2 separate regions of the Homo sapiens genome follow, and region 2 is linked to region 1. The links are chromatin loops, found by intact Hi-C in ENCODE. Cell type or tissue: gastrocnemius medialis. All regions are shown on one strand. Each heading gives the region's core, and the rest is flanking DNA. Links, peaks and the distances in the headings are about the cores only. Region 1 overlaps UTRN (utrophin). Region 2 has its middle 19 kb from the start of UTRN.

Region 1 (5,386 bases), core at 276-5,275:
AGTTATTCCATCACTTCTCCGTGATGGAAAAAGATTTACCGAAAAGTGTCTGTTGTATGAAAGTCATATGGGGTAGAAATTAAACTGTAAATGAGTTAAGGAGCTGTAACCTTGGCGCTATTCCAAATCTCCAACAATTGAGTAGTTAATTAGTGCCCCTGCATCCATTTAATTTGTCCATTTATCTCTTGGTTCGTTCACTGTCATTTATTTCTCTCTGCTGGTGCCAAGTTACGTGATAGGCTGCTGGGAGGCAGACAAGCAAGATCTCTGCTTGCAGGCTTTCAAACGCAGCGATTCAGCAGCGTGGTAAGACGTGTGCTCATGATACATACTATGTGCTGTGGGACCACAGGTCAGGAAGGATAAACTCCCGGAGTTTTGCTCTTCCTCAGAGGGTCAAGGAATGTTTCCCAGAGAAGTGACTTGCAAAGTGGTAGAGAGGAATGTGGAAGGGAAGAATTCCAGGCTGAGGAGAAAGTGTTTGGAAAGGCAAATATTCAGTGAATCATATGGTGAGATGCCATTTTCAAATGTATAATGCACCTCCTTGCTCACTGTCCATCATTGCCCCATCCAGCCACACTGGTCAGCTTTCAGCTCTGGGAACAACCTCTGTTTACAGGGTCTTTCCTCCACCTGGAATACCGGCCCCCAGCTCTTGGCTATCTCCTTCTCCTCCTTCTGGGATTGGGCATTGGATGAAATTGCACCTGCTTAGAGAAGCCTGTCCTGACACCCACCTGAAGTAGATTTTGTGCTGTTGTCTCCACCATCCACACTTGTCACCATTGCTCATTGCTTTTGTTCACTTGTTTGTTTACTTTAGTGTTGATAGGTCCCCAAGACTGTGCTCTCCATATGGGCAGGGACCAAGGTTGTCTTGTTCACGATTGTGTCCATAGTGCCTTGTACGGTGCCTGTTCTGTAGGGATGATAGATCCTTGTGAATGAATGAATGAGTGAATGAATGAATGAAAAGGCGGAGTCACTTAAAAGAACAAAAGCATTTGTAATAGACTTGCTATTCCTGTTTATTCTTTGAAATTTGAGGTAATTCTTAACTAGCCACTTAGGATCTCCATTAAGAACCCTAGTCAAGACCTTTGGGTATTACCTCAAAGTAAAACAAAGTGGGAGTATTTTGGATCTTTGGAAGTTAACTTGAAAAAATCTAAGGATTCTTTAAATTGAATATATAGGGAAGAGAGAACTCCTACTCAGAATACTTAAGTTACAAACACAAGAAAAATTCATAGATTAAAAAAATTGAACAAAGAGTATCATTAAGTCAAACCGTTTTTAATAGTAATTTTGTAAAGTTATTTATGACACTATTTTTTATGTATATTCTCAGTTCTCTAAAACCTGATAATTTTGGTGATTTACTCTTATCTGTGCTTTGAACACTTTATTCTTATAATTAATATCATTATTTTTAACTTACTGAAACCTTTCAACTTACGTAATCAGTAATGTTCTCATGCTGATATTAACCTTTTATTTATTTATTTATTTATTTATTTATTTATTTATTTATTTATTTGAGATGGAGTCTCATTCTGTCACTCAGGCTGGAGTGCAGTGGTGCGATCTTGGCTCACTGCAACCTCCACTTCCCGGATTCCAGCCAATTCTCCTGCCTTAGTCTCCCAAGTAGCTGGGATTACAGGCTCCCACCACCACACGTGGCTAATTTTCGTATTTGTATTTTTAGTAGAGATGGGGTTTTGTCATGTTGGCCAGGCCTGTCTCGAACTCCTGACCTCAGGTGATCCACCCACCTCGGCCTCCCAAAGTGCTGGGATTACAGGTATGAGCCACTGAGCTCAGCCTGATATTAACCTTTTAATTCAATACAGTCTTCCCATAACAGACCTTCTCCCATTGATGGGCTCATTTTTATTGCTCTTTGTTCTCTACTGATTCTGTCAGTTTTTAGAGCCCATAAAATAGCTTCATTTCTATACCGTCTTATTCACATTCAGATTTTTCATATAGCATGTCACACACAGTATAAGACATTTTCCATAACATATTATGAGTTGATGATTTCTGTCATGTTGAAGAAGATCATACAGCAACACTTATCTTGTAAATTCTCTTATAATGCCAGGTAAAAAAAATGTTATGTGAAATGGCACATTGAAAGAAAGGAAAATCTAAAGGTGGATTGCTTAAATGATTGTGATTGTTTTTCCCATTGGATCTTCTGCAGATGAGAATTCCCTGCATAGATCACCCAAGGGGTGGCAGATCGGGCTTCTCAGTTTCAGCCAGGGGTGGACGGTTTGCATCTCCTGATGTGTTCATCAACAACATGATGAAGCCAGTGTCCTTGGCTACTGATTCCAACCTTTTGTTCTGTTCTTGGAGAAATGGGGAAAAAGATACACTTATATACTAGTGTAGATTTTGGTTATCTTTATTTGTGAAGAAAATTTTTTGTTTACCTCTCATTTTATTCATTCGTTCAGTAAATATCTCATTTTATTCATTCGTTCAGTAAATATTTATCCACCCACCTACTATGTGCTAGGCACTGTGATAGTCACTAGGTATTAAAAAAGTACATTGATGATCGATGCTAAGATTATTTTCAAACTATTTTAAGAGAGGACTCCTAAATTAAAAGAAATTATGTATCAACAGACAAATGCCCTTTTATTTTTTTCCCTACAAAATTGCTGCTGGCTAGAGAATGATGATGATTTGCACTTCTGACATCATTGCCTAATGTTGGGTTTCTGTGCCTGGGCTCTTTATGCTGTGGAGGCAAATGGTGCTTTGAGTGTCTTAATTTCACCGGAATGCTGCACCTGTTGCTGGCTATTCTTGCATATGAAATCCAGACCCTAGAGTCACTTGCTTTCATTTCCTTTTCCTCCTCCCTCTTTCCGGTGTGTGTTTGGGGGGGGTGGGGGTGGTGAGGCAGGGTGGGGGCAGCAGATTAGTAGCTTCTGTGAAGAGTAACCACCTTCCTGTTCCGTCAAGGCTATGATTTTAGCGCCCCCGGGAGTGGTAGTGTTGCGTCACTCTGTCATCTGTCGCCGAAAGACTCATAATCCGGGCAGCCTCAAGAGTTTGAGGCGTGGGTTTGTGCCCGAGTTTGGGGTTCTAGGGGAGGGGTGAAGTGGAACAGGCTTTCAGCAGCTGCTGCCGCCACCTGATACCTGGAACCTTACTGCTATTGAGGAACATGTATTTCCTCTTGGCTTCATTTGCTGTTTGGCTATGACTGAGGAAGACAGGAGGTATTGCATAGTATCATTTACTTTCATAAACATAACTTTGACATCTCTAGGCTTCATGTTGGTTCAGGCAATGCTCTCGAAAGCCAGGGAGCTGCTTTGCAAGATGCATGCTATGGCTGAAGGAACGGCTCAATAGCTGGGAGCTGGCCCTGAGGTTTAAATCCACTCACAGCACGAATTTGGTGTTTTACTTTGTGTCCTGAAACCTCAATAACCTCATTTTTCAAGTGAGAGTTGAAATATTGACACAACTTAACTTTTAAGAATTTTGAAGGCATCAGTGAAAATAAATTGAACGAACTTTGAAGTTCAGAGATCTCTAAAAGTGAATACAGACCAAATTATATCCTGATGATCAAGTAGGAACATCCGTAGTTCCAGTACTATAGTTCATTGACAACCTCCAGAAAGTTACGGTAGTCTAACATTCCTTATTTAAAACCAACTTTGCCATGTTTAATTTATTTATACTTTTATAGATAGACAGATTTACTACTGGACATTCTCTGGCAGAGAAAAATTTCATGGAAAGTGAAGTTTAATGTGAAATGGCACATAAGTGGTCCTGACTTGCAAACTCAGGAATGGCTTGTTGACCACTGTCCTGGAATAAGAGAGCCCAGCTTTGTTCTTGTCTTATTTCTGGATCGCCCTTTCTCCTTTGTACCTTCTGACATTGTTTCTGAGTTCCCTCCTCCCATCTGCCACCCGCTCCTTTGCAACTCTGTAGAGCATTTTAATAACAGGTTGTTTGTGCCTGTCTTGCCTCTGCAGCACTCACTCCCACCTGTTTCCTCAGCCTCTGACTTCTCCTTTCCCCTTTTTGGCATGCTCTGACCTGCCTCCGTAGTTGAACCCGATTCCTGAGGCAATGATATGGCAGGTCCCTCAACTCTCCATCTATAGCACTTGCCTTGCCTGGCCTGGGAACCGGCTCTTTCACTGCTGTACTGCATGGAACAGAGTAGGCACTGCTTAAACCTATCAGCTGCCTGGCTCTCTCAAATGCTCTTTCCAGGAACTCTGGCACTGTGAACCCACTGCTGAATCTCGTGGCTCATAAATAAACTCTCAAGTGATAATTGTGACTTGAATTCTCTAGTTCTTACCTGACCACCTCTTAATATCATCCTGGAACTGTCTTTATATCATCTTGGAAACCCTGGAGCTGATTTGAAATACCTCTGGTCAGTTCCTCAGCATCAGTTCTGTCTAATGAACACCTATATTCTTCATTGTCTCCTCACTCTTGGCTCTAAGTTGTCACAAGTAGATGATTATGTCTCATTCCCAAGTAGAGATAGGACACATGAGAGTGGGTGGGTGTGCCCATAGTTTAGACAGGACTATCTTTGTGTGGTACCAGCTGCGGCAGGATCTACAGATGACTCACACATGTTAATACCCACATCTTCTGAGTGGCCAACATCCTCAGATTTGCATGTGGGCATTTGCAAGAGGAAGCACACAGATGCTGTGATCAGGGCTGAGATGCCTACAGGTGTGTCTGCTGGGCTGCGGCAGGTGGTGGCCAGTGGAAGACAGGTTGTAGGTAGGGAAAGTGTTGCCTCATGGAGGGTGATCCTGATATGGTGGGAACTTCAATCCAGACTCCGACATCGCCACGGGCAAGCTGAATGACAGTAAACAACCTTCAGGGCTTGGGGACGTCAGCACACTCACCTGTGGAGAGCCAGCCAGAAGACAGGCAGTGGCACAAGTTTTCTGAGGTAGAGATTGTGACTGTAGGTGACCAAGGAACAAAATATTATGAAGACCACATTGGGGTTCATAGGCTGGTGGCCCTGTAGGACACTTGGACACATTTTTTTTCCTGCCAACACCAAAGAATAATTTCTAGGTGTCTCTTCTTCACACCTTCCCATGAAGCTTGAAAGTTCTAGAGCTCACTAGAAACTAGAAAAATTTTCCTTACTATGACAGCAAGTGTGCTTCGAGAAAACTCACTTGCTGACCTTTGTTCCACAGCCCAGCAGGTTGCCACCTGATTTATAAAAACAGATTATGGAGACAGTCCAGAAAAATTACTCCCTCTTTCTTTTTTTTTTAAAGTAATATTTTAAAATTCCTTTCTTTTTGAAGTATTTGGGTTGTTTTTATCAATTTCGTTC
Region 2 (5,386 bases), core at 134-5,133, 68 kb before region 1:
TATTGAGGCAGGAAATTAGGGTCTGGAGGCACGGAACATAAGGCCGATTCACACTTCAGCTGTGACAGGAAATATCCTCTCCACAGGGCATTCGCTGAGCAAACGACTTTGTAACTTTATTTCATCCTGTCCATTTACATGAGGTGTACACCAAGTAAACAATGGAATCCTCTGGAGGGTATTTAAACCCCTACAAATTCTGTAATGGTGCCCTAGAGCCCCTATGCTTGGGCCCGCTCCCACACTGTGGAGTGCACTTTCATTTTCAATAAATTTCTTCATTCTTTCCCTGCTTTGTTGGTGCGTTTTGTCCAATTCTTTGTGCAAGGTGCCAAGAACCTGGGCACCCTCCTCTAGTAACATTATGACTTCATTTAAACCTAACACTTCCCAAAGGGTCCCACCTCCAAATACCATCCCATTGGGGATTAAGGCCTCAACATTGAATTTGGAGAGACACAAACATTCAGTGCATTGCACTAAGATTCAGTTTCTTTATCTGCAAAATACGTATCACACCTATTTATAAGGTTTGAGAATGAAATAAGATGTTTATAGGCATTAGCCCAGGCTCATAATAAAACCAAAGGAAAACATTCAAAATAGGTATTGACTATGTATCAGGTACTTTTGAATAAAATGTTAAGAATGAAAATCACTTATTGAATACTATGTCTTCAGAGTTATGCTAAATGGGTTTATGTATTATATTCGTTTAATCCTCCATCACTCTTATGAAGTAGGTATGATGAAAACTGAGAGGTTGAATATTTTCCTGATGTCACAACTGGCAAATGGGAGCGGAACCTAGAGCCAGGGCATGCGCTCTGAGGTGGTCTGTGGTCTCTTCTGTTTAGACAGAAATATGCAAACAATTACTTAAATGTTCACAAAATAAATTTAAATGGATTTCTACTTAAAATAGTAGGAGAGAAATCCTCCTACTTAGGAGAGATTCCTCTAGTAGGAGAGGAATCCTTAGGAGAGATTCCTCTAATAGGAGAGAAATGCTCTACTTAAAATAGAAGGAGAGAAATCTGTTTTTCACCTTTATGGTCACCTTCTCTGCTGAGTAAAAATTGGAATACATGCTCTTACAATGGGACAAGGTGGCCAAAAAAGAACCCCGGAGTCGAATTCTCTTTCTTGCCTCTCTCTTCCTTCTTTGATGTCAGCCTTCCACTCTTGATGCCTATTCCTCCATGTTTACCCAAGGCCAACTTTGAGGGAGGAAACGTAGCTGTGAAAGCACTGGCCGGAGGGCAGCATTCTTTTCCAGTGCTAGAATTCTTTAGTGTATGAGCTGTCACCCAGCCCCTGGTTTTCTATCTCTGATTAGTCAAAGGGCTGTAGAAACATTTATACTCTCTCCTCTGGAAGAATTCTTCGGCACACTTTCCCACCTACATCCCAGCTTGAACACTGAAGGAACATCATGCTTAAACAGAGAAAAGCTTAGTTTTAGGGGAAACTGATAGACAAGCTGGGATTGAGTTTCCTTTTTAGGAACATTTTCTAGATTAAAGAAAATCAGTTCTACTCTTAATATGTTAAAAATGTGTCATGTGTTGGTTATGGAATTTGTGGGAAAAACTCAAGATGGTATTGAAGTGTTCTAAAGAAACTGCAGCGTCATCACAAAACTATACAAGTGATATTAGAAACAAAAGCTCTGACAGAAAAACCTCCTTTCAACAGAACCAGAAAAATGAATGCAACCACTGGATCACTGGCAGGATCCAAACACTTGGCTTCTCAAGGTAACCACTGAGAGGCTGGAGGTCAAGTTCAGGAAGGTACCATGTAGAAACCATACTATTCACCCAGCCAACTGGAGACAGTTAACCGATCACAAAGAAAAATGAAAATTGCAACTTCTAGAATTTAAAGGGGTTTGTCCCTGGAATCTTGGCTCTGTTAATGGCATCGACCCCTCAGGTTAATATTAAACAAACTACACTCTGGTATTCATTACCTTATCGTGAGCCAAAGGAAGATAAGCAAAATATGCAGGGCTCTGACACAGCTGGAGTGGGCCACGTAACAGAATAGCTCTTGAAGAGCCTTTTACTAGTACCGTCCTGGTAACAAATAACATTTAGTGATGATTAAATGAGTATTTATTCTCACCAAAGAAATATGCAAAAATTTCCTCATATATTTTTGTGTCTTAATCTCTTTTCTTTCCAATCTATAATTTTTCTTTAGCACAGGTTTTCTCATTCACTTAGTTTCAATGTTATTTAATCTTTATATAAATAGCCTTAAATCCCATAGAGAAATCAGCAGGTCACTAAACACTTAAATACTTATTAAGAAAATGACAGAAGAAATTTTTTCTATCTTCCTCTTTCGCTTCTCTTTTTAAACGAAGGTTGGTTGACAGTCGGGTGATCTCAGGCCTAAAGTATTTGGCTTTCCCCATTGTTCAGGACTCCGGGTAAGCCTTGGTAGGCGAGTGATCTACAATTAAGATGACAATCCCCACCCCCCTCCTTTGCATTTAGAAGTTGGGCCTTTGGGATTTTACAGTGTGCTAGCACTCTTAAAGACTATTCATATTAACTGCCTTTTTGGTTGATAAATTTGTATATCAGGGTAGTTATTATAACTACCCTGAGCTAAAAAATGAACTAGAGATTTTTGCAAATATGCAAAAACTGCTCTTACTTTGGAAAAAAGCAAAAAAACAAAAAACAAACAAACAAAAACCCCCAACAATCTCAGCTTTCATAATTAATTTCAAAGAACAACCATCAGAACAGTATTTTTTCCCCAAAGTGGGAAAATTGAAAAATATATATATTTTAAAAGATTTTGGAACTGCAGAACAGACAAATGTCCCAACTCTTAAAATCTGAAGTTAATAAACGGCTCAAAAATCTTGCTGAGCTAATTAATTAGACCTGTTCCCCAAACACTCCCTGTTGTCTTGAAGTTGAAGGAAGAAAAGGCTCTTTTTCCCACCCCTCCCCCATCCAGCAGGAGGAGCTGGAAATAGAGACTTGGTAAGTGGACTCCCGAAAGGGTTATCCCTTTCCAGTAAGCCTAGGTACAGTTAGTGCTACTAGGACAGGATGCTGGCTGAGTACAAGCTCAGCCGGAATTCCCAAAACAGAGGCACAGCTGGGGTGGGGCAGAAGCAGAGTCCTCCAAATTCACAGCTGCTACCAGTTTCAAAACTGTTTTTAGAAGCCGCAGGGCTGGGAGTGGAACAGGTTCTGTTCACTTAGTGTGGCTCAGTTTGCAATTCTGGGACAGGAGCCAGGTAGAGGATTTTCTCCCATAATTCTTAAAGATGACGTGTGCTCTCCGGAGAGATGTAACATTACAGACTATTAGAACTCGGTGGGCCTTGGGAGGTCTTCTAGTGGATCCATCCACTCATCCTACAGGCCAGGCAGTGGAGGCTCAAAAAGTTAAGCAACTTGCCTAAGGTCACATAAATGGCCTCTGACAGAGCTAGGACTCTGTTAGCTCAGAAAACCCAGTATTTTCTTCCAACTCATTTATAGTTGGTTATCCAAATCAAAATTACATTAAAATTTTCAGATATAAAACATAAACTTTGGCACATATATTTAAATTTTAACTGTAGTAAAATACACATGACATAAAATTTATCATCTTACCCATTTTTAAATGTACGATACAGCAGCATTAAGTAAATTCACATTATTATATATATATTTAATTTGGATTCCATTTCTACCATTTTATTTTATGCATTCTATTGTTCCGCCTTTTCTACATTCTTTTATATTCCTTCTTTACTTTTTTGGATTACATTTCATGTTTTATTTTTTCTTATTCTATTTTTTTCTTTTACTAGTTTAGAACTTATATCTTTGTTTTTTATATTTTATGGGATGTCCTAGAATTTATAGCATATATATAAAAATGTATATACACACACATACATATATATACGCATGTATATATGTGTGTACTTTAATGAAGTGTGTAATTTAATAAAGTCTTAAGTTAATCAATGTTTTACCCTCCTGAACAAAACACATACCTTTGGTTTTTTGTTTTTTATTTCCTTTAAAATTTTTTATTTCTATAGGTTTTTGAGGAACAGGTGGTATTTGGTTACGTGAGTAAGTTCTTTAGTGGTGATTTGTGGGACTTTGGTGCACCCATCTCCCGAGCAGTATACACTGAATCCAATTTGAGTCTTTTATTGTTCACCCCCCACCCCCATGTACATATATTTAAATGCTGAGTATCTACATGGCAATTGAAAGGGTCAGTGAAAAATGTCTTCCCCTGGGCCTGGCGCGGTGGCTCACGCCTGTAATCCCAGCACTTTGGAAGGCCGAGACAGGCAGATCACAAGGTCAGGAGTTCAAGACCAGCCTGGCCAACATCGTGAAAACCCATTTCTACTAAAAATGCAAAAATTATCTGGTTGTGGTGGCAGGCACCTGTAATCCCAGCTAATTGGGAGGCTGAGGCAGGAGAATCATTTGAACCTGGGAGGCACAGGTTGCAGCAAGCTGAGATTGTGCCACTGCAATCCAGCCTGGGTGACATGAGCAAAACTCCGTCTCAAAAAAAAAAAAAGTCTTTCCCATTATCAGTCAGTTATTTAATGGACACATACCACGTGACTCTACATGGTGGGATCAGACAGCCTCTGGGCCCTCAAGGAGCTTATCATTTGTTTAGGAGACTCAATATATAAACAGAAGACAACTATAAAAGGCAGTATCTGATATGTTTTAAATGATGGTACTCACAGTAAGTGTGAAGAATCCAAAGGACACAATCATTATGAGATGAGTACTCAGGAAAAGCTTCAACGAGAAGGTAGACTTGCGCTACATTAATATGAGCAGGCACTCCAGATGAAAGAACAGAGTGACATGGGGGTGAGCTGTAAAAGATGTTCAACAAAAAGTGACTAGAAAAGTCTCAGAGTATCCAGCATGGGTTGGTATTAGACTATAGATAAATGGCCATTACACACTGATATTATTAGATATTAGATAAATGGCCAGTTTTATCTTGTAAGCAATTGGGAGCCATTGAAGATTTTTGAATAACATGATTACCATGTTTACAAGTTGATTTGATGGCAAAGTGTAGGATGGATTGAAGGAGGAAGAGTTGTTTGAGTGAGGCTAGTTAAGACGCCAATACAACAGTTCAAGTACAAAGGCAAGTTCAAGTACAGTGGTAGGATTGGACATTGATAATGTAGATATGTAAAAAATATATAATGAACAATCAATAGAACTTTTTAATTGCCGGGTGCGGTGGCTCGCGCCTGTAATCCCAGCACTTTGGGAGGCGGAGGCAGGCAGATCACGAGGTCAGAGATTGAGACCATCCTGGCTAACATGGTGAAACCTCGTCTCTACTAAAAATACGTAAAATT

Evidence for each region. Peaks named below come from ENCODE experiments on the same cell type or tissue, not always from the same donor. Only the 100,000 strongest peaks of a DNase experiment are listed, where the experiment ranks them.
Region 2: it touches region 1 in a loop (2.9-fold over the local background); 4 of 110 quality-filtered maps call a loop at or near these places.

What each region holds. Positions count from the first base shown.
Region 1 is chr6:144,331,406-144,336,791 of GRCh38, forward strand. All of the region lies in intron 2 of UTRN (utrophin), which reads left to right. Among named protein-coding and RNA genes, the nearest start is that of UTRN, 49 kb to the left of the region's middle. RefSeq lists an enhancer at 1-526. In gastrocnemius medialis, for the core only: no CTCF peak of the experiment used is centred there; DNase peaks (open chromatin) are centred at 2,826 and 3,126; H3K4me3 peaks cover 685 bases; H3K27ac peaks cover 1,331 bases.
Region 2 is chr6:144,263,173-144,268,558 of GRCh38, forward strand. No RefSeq gene overlaps it. Among named protein-coding and RNA genes, the nearest start is that of UTRN, 19 kb to the right of the region's middle. RefSeq lists a silencer at 507-707 and enhancers at 2,267-3,000, 3,001-3,734. In gastrocnemius medialis, for the core only: no CTCF peak of the experiment used is centred there; DNase peaks (open chromatin) are centred at 2,407 and 3,149; H3K27ac peaks cover 2,560 bases.